Regions from separate parts of the Homo sapiens genome. Here region 2 is linked to region 1. Evidence: read pairs that join two places in POLR2A ChIA-PET (ENCODE). Cell type or tissue: PC-9. All regions are shown on one strand. Each heading gives the region's core, and the rest is flanking DNA. Links, peaks and the distances in the headings are about the cores only. Region 1 has its middle 30 kb from the start of SOWAHB. Region 2 overlaps SHROOM3 (shroom family member 3).

The links. ChIA-PET counts read pairs that join two places held together with the same protein. Peaks named below come from ENCODE experiments on the same cell type or tissue, not always from the same donor. Only the 100,000 strongest peaks of a DNase experiment are listed, where the experiment ranks them.
Region 2: POLR2A ChIA-PET joins it to region 1 with 8 read pairs; 2 of 35 experiments call an interaction of 5 or more read pairs at or near these places.

Annotation. Positions count from the first base shown.
Region 1 is chr4:76,867,070-76,869,976 of GRCh38, reverse strand. No RefSeq gene overlaps it. Among named protein-coding and RNA genes, the nearest start is that of SOWAHB, 30 kb to the left of the region's middle. In PC-9, for the core only: a CTCF peak has its summit at 982; a DNase peak (open chromatin) is centred at 1,546; H3K4me3 peaks cover 1,339 bases; H3K27ac peaks cover 1,949 bases.
Region 2 is chr4:76,632,885-76,635,791 of GRCh38, reverse strand. All of the region lies in intron 2 of SHROOM3 (shroom family member 3), which reads right to left. LOC105377290 (a long non-coding RNA gene) reads left to right here. Exons shown (of 4, transcript XR_001741404.2): 3 at 1-141. Among named protein-coding and RNA genes, the nearest start is that of MIR548AH, 59 kb to the right of the region's middle. In PC-9, for the core only: no CTCF peak of the experiment used is centred there; a DNase peak (open chromatin) is centred at 1,371; H3K4me3 peaks cover 685 bases; H3K27ac peaks cover 1,926 bases.

The DNA of each region.
Region 1 (2,907 bases), core at 246-2,745:
TCTTTCCTTTATAATTACCCAGTCTTGGGTATGTCTTTATTAATGGCACGAGAACAGACTTCTTGGAGGCTTTGTTCATATTTTCTTATTCTTTTTTCTTTGTCTTTGTTGGATTGGGTTAATTCAAAGACCGTGTCTTCAAGCTCTGAATTTGTTTCTTCTACTTATTCAATTATATTGCTGAGACTTTCCAGAGTATTTTGCATTCCTAAAAGTGTGTCCAAAGTTTCCTGAATTTTTTTTGTTGATTTTTCTTTAAGCTATTGAATATTTCTTGATAATCCTTGACTATTTCTCCCCTCACTTCTTGTATCATGTTTTGGATTTCCTTGCACTGAGCTTTGCCTTTCTTTGGTTCCTCCCTGATTAGCTTAATAACTAACCTCCTGAATTCCTTTTTTTTTCTTTGAGACGGAGTCTCGCTTTGTCACCCAGGCTGGAGTGCAGTGGCATGATCTCAGCTCACTGCAAGCTCTGCCTCTCAGGTTCACACCATTCTTGTGTCTCAGCCTCCCGAGTAGTACAGCCGCCTGCCACTATGCCCAGCTAATTTTTTGTATTTTTCAGTAAAGATGGGGTTTCACTGTGTTAGCCAGGATGGTCTTGATCTCCTGACCTTGTGATCCACCCGCCTCGGCCTCCCAGAGTGCTGGGTTTTTTTGTTTGTTTTCTTTTCTTTTTCTTTCTTTCTTTTTTTTTTTTTTTGAGAAGGAGTCTCGCTCTGTCACCCAGGCTGGAGAGCAGTGGGGCGATCTTAGCTCATGGCAACCTCTGCCTCCCAGGTTCAAGCAATTCTCCTGCATCAGCCTCCTGAGTAGCTGAGATTACAGGTGTGCACCACTACATTGGGCTAATTTTTGTATTTTTAGTAGAGACAGGGTTTCGCCATGTTGGCCAGGCTGGTAACCTCCTGAATTATTTTTCAGGTAAATCAGGGATTTCTTCTTGGTTTGGATTCATTGCTGGTGAACTAGTGTGATTTGTGGGCGTCGGGGGAGGGCGCTGAAGAGCCTTGTTTTGTCATATTACCAGGGTTGGTTTCCTGGTTCCTTCTCATTTGGGTAGGCTCTGTCAGAGGGAAGGTCTAGGGCTGAAGGTTGTTGTTCAGATTCTTTTGTCCCATGGGGTGTTTCCTTGATGCAGTACTGTCTCCCTTTTCCTATGGATGTGACTTCCTGTGAGCCAAACTGCAGTGACTGTTGTCTCTCTTCTAGGTCTAGCCACCCAGCGAGTCTACGCGGCTCCAGGCTGGTACTGGGGGTTGTCTGCACAGAGTCCTGTGATGTGAACTGTCTATGGGTCTCACAGCCATAGATACCAGTGCCTGTTCCAGTGGAGGTGGTGGAGGCAATGGACTCAGTGAGGGTTCTTAACTTTGGTGGTTTAATGCTCTCTTTTCGTGCTGGTTGGCCTCCTGCCAGGAGGTGGCACTTTCCAGAGAGCATCAGCTGTGGTACTATAGTGAGGAACTGGTAGTGGGCGGGGCCCTAGAACTCCTAAGATTATATGCCCTTTGTCTTCCCCTACCAGGGTGGATAGGGAAGGACCATCAGGTGGGGGCGGGGCTAGGCATGTTCTGAGCTCAGACTCTCCTTGGGTGGGTCTTGCTGTGGCTGCTGTGGGGGATGGGGGTGAGATTGTCAACTCACTGGAGTTGTGTACCTGGGAGGATTATGGCTGCCTCTGCTGAGTCATGCAGGTTGTCAGGGAAGTGGGGGAAAGCCGGCAGTCACAGGCCTCACCCACCTCCCATGCAACCCGAAGGGCTGGTCTCACTCCCACCGCGTCCCCCTACCCCTCAAGAGCCCCCAGACCGTTTCCAGGTGGAGAGCAATATGGGCTTGAAAACGTGCCCCAGGCTATCCACCTCCCAGCTGCGAAAGAAAAGGGCTTAGTTCCTCCCCTGCCTGTGGAGTCTGCGCACCAGATTTGCATCCTACCCCGAGTTCAGGCTAGGAGGCTTCTCACCCCGTTCAAATTGTTACAAAGTTCAGCTATAGATTTGCTTCTCCCCGTGTAGTTTTACTCTATGCTTCTCTCCCGTAACCTGCGAGCTCCCAGGGCCTTTCTGCTGCTTCCTCTACCCCTGTATTTCACTCGGGTCTCCAAATTGACTTAGCTCCAGGTAAAGTCGGAAACTTCTGCAAACAGACCTTCACCTTCTCCAGTGGAGGTGTGTGTTCGGGAGAGGAGGGTCTCCCTTTCCCGCTTCCGCAATTAGGGCACTCACAGTTTTTTTGTTTTGTTTTGTTTTGGCGGGGGGTGCGGGGGTGGTCTCCTGGGTTCTGCAGGAGCAGTCCACTTCTGTCAGAGGGTCTGTGGTTTCTCTCAGTATTGCTGGTTTGTTCTTGCAGTTGATCTGGAGCTAAAATTCACAATGCAAGCTGCTGCCCACTGCTCTGTCCAGAGCTGCAATCTAGTCCTGCCTTCTGTCTGCTATGATCTCTCCAAAACCTCTTCTTTTATTTTATAATTTTTAGAGACAGTCTCGCTCTGTCACCCAGGCTTTAGTGCAGTGGCACGACCATAGCTCATTGCAGCTTCTAACTCCCGGGCTTATGTTGATTCTTTCTCATCTTTGTGGGCTTTTCTACCTATGGTCTTTGAGGTTGCTGACCTGAGTGGGATTTTTATGGGGTATTTTTGTTGCTGTTGTTGTTGTTGTCTTCTGTTTTTCTTTTAATAGACCACTCTACCAAAGGGCTGCTGTGGTTTGCTGGGGGTCCACTCCAGACACTAGTTGCTTTGGGTTTTCCCATACCTGGAGGTATCACCAGTGAAGGCTGGAAAACATCAAAAATGACAGCCAGCTTTTTCCTCAGGAAGCTCCATCCTGGGGGTTACTGACCTGTTGCCAGCCTGAATACACCTGTAGGAGGTGGCTGGAGACCCCTGTTGGGAAGTCTC
Region 2 (2,907 bases), core at 173-2,672, 230 kb after region 1:
CTCAAGTGGCTCCTATGGTGAAGGAACTACGGAGTTTCTCTGAGCACCTAAGATTACTCTGCTTCAAGGAACTCATGAGTGTGTGGACAGAAAATATCTTTGAGGGATTCCCAGGAGTGACTCCAATGAAAGACCAAGAGAGTGAGTACACATAGGCTGTTGTTCCATTTCTCCAGAGGCCTTTCAGACCTGATTTAGGCAGGACAGAATTTCTTTGGAAGAGTCCCTGAGTTCCACATTTCTAGAATTCTACAACCTGAATGGTAGGTCTGGCTGTCCCTCCATCAGGCTGTACTTATTTAATAAATACCCCAACCATTAGGAACTCAAGGGGAAACGAGTTGGAATTAGAAGACACTGTTTTTTGGTTCTGGTTTTTTCTTTTATGACCAGCTCATGTCAGGTCCCAAAACGAAGAGGAGGGCAGGTCTCAAACTAGGAGAAGAGATTTACACTTTCTCTCACCAAAAGGAGGATTGTAATCCCCCAAATATGGTTGATCAGTGAGTGACCCTTGAGTTAGCAGAAGCTGGAGCTACTATGTAATGGCCGTATGGATGAGGAGACAGTCAGAGGCAAGGTGTCCACATGGTTCAGTGAGGGTCTTCCTCTACCTTTAGCTTGGCCTCTTTGAACATATCTAATTGCAGTCTTCCAGGGTAATTTTGAAGACAGAAACTTTAAGATGATAATATCAGCTTAATAAAGACAGGAGGTTTTGTTCCCATCTCCCCCCGTTCTCTTCTGGCCCCTGCAGTATCGTCAGCATAATGCCCAACACACAGTAGGTGCTCAATAAATATCTGTGGAGTAAATACAATGATGCTATTGCTGGAATTAATGGATAGTCAAGCCAGCTTCAGGAAAGGGTGTGGAATTGTCACAAAAAGATTCTTAAAGGAAACACGGTCTATCAATTCTGCTTTTAGAGTGTGTGTATGTGCTAACAGAGTTCAATACATCTCTTTCCTTCTTCCTCTAAGTCACACAAACATTTTTTCCTGCTTATATAATAAAATACAGTTATTTTTAAAAGTTTAAAAATAAAGTCACCCTTCAAAGAACAAGTGAATACATATATGAAATACGGTTAGAGATTGTTTTGAATCATTTTGGAATTTGAAGATGCTTTCTCTTTTTGCAACACTACTGATGAAAAGCTTAGAGTTTGATAAATTATAAACCTAATGAGGCTTCTAACTCCTCTAGCTAGTCATTAGCTGCCAGGAAATGATCATTATTACTTAATTATAAGATGAAACTAAACATTGGGAAACGTTGAAAGTGATCTGATTGGCCAATACACTAAGGACTAATTTCACAGGCATGCCCTCTACATACCAATTAAAGCTGCATCACCATAATAAAATGCTGCATGCTGTTGGCTGTGTTCTATGTTGTCATTTTCAGATTAGAACAACAAAAATAATTCCAGTCTAGGGCACTTCCTGGCCACCAACGTCTGCTAGGACTTTCTATACCTTGGAGGATAAGGTCTCCTCCTGAGGGCTTATTACTCCTCAGGAAATGCCCCAAATTCTATGCACGAAGTAAGAGGCACTTAAAAACAATAAAGGCAACAAATCAATCAATTATCTGTTTTCCTAGCTGTCAGGTAGAAAAATACCAAAATGCTTTCCAAAAGGAAAGTGTACATACGTGACACTTTCATTTTGATTTTGAGGGACAGTTTATTAGCAGAGTGAGAATGGGTGTTAGGGGAGAATATTGAGGACTAGCACTCCATTAGTATGGGCTCTACTGGCACACAGATTTAAAAACACCATTAAGAAGGGTTCTCCAGGATAAAATTTTCCATTCTAGCTCAATGCATTATAACATCTATGTCATTCTATACCAATACTGATTTGATAAAATGTCATCTGCTTTTCCTTTCCGGAGTCTCCCTTCCATTTGCCTGGTATTAAAGGATAGCATATTGGTTGAGACTAGGGGCCTGGAGCTCCCAGACTGCCTGGGTTCCAATCCCAATGCTATTATTTAAACATACTATTGGGTATTTGGGTGAGAAGGAGAGAGAAAATGAAGATTTTTTGCTGAAACAAAGGCACCACCCAACTCAAGTACAAGGTGTGTTGCAGAATTTCTTTTCTTTTTTTTTTTTTTTTTTTTTTGAGACGGAGTCTCGCTCTGCCACCCAGGCTGGAGTGCGGTGGCGCAATCTCGGCTCACTGCAAGCTCCGCCTCCCGGGTTCACGCCATTCTGCTGCCTCAGCCTCCCGCATAGCTGGGACTTACAGGCGCCCGCCACCACACCCGGCTAATTTTTTGTATTTTTAATAGAGACGGGCTTTCACCGTGTTAGTCAGAATGGTCTCGATCTCCCGACCTCGTGATCCGCCTGCCTTGGCTGGGATTACAGGCGTGAGCCACCACGCCCGGCCAGTTAACAAGATTTCTTTTCCTTTTTCTTTTTCTTTTTTTTTTTTTTTTTTTTTGAGACTGAGTCTTACTCTGTCCCCCAGGCTGGAGTGCAGTGTCCCTCCACTGCAACCTCCACTTCCCAGATTCAAGCGATTCTCATGCCTCAGCCTCCTGAGTAGCTGGGACTACGGATGTGTGCCACCACATAGAGACTCACCAAGTTAGCCAGGATGGTCTCAAACTCCTGGCCTCAAGAGATTCCCCCGCCTCAGCCTTCCAAAGTGCTGGGATTACAGGCATGAGCCACCGCGCTCGGCTGCAAGATTTCAATTGTCAATTGATCACCTGGAGTTTAGAATAGTCGTGTGACCTTATCAAAAAGGGATTATAACAGCTCCTACCTCCTGAGGAATTGTGAGGATAAAATGAGCAAAAACACCTTTAAACTGCACACTATGTGCTCTATAAATACTGGGTTTTTCTTATTATTGCTTTTTGTTCTATTTGAGGGGTAGAGCTGCA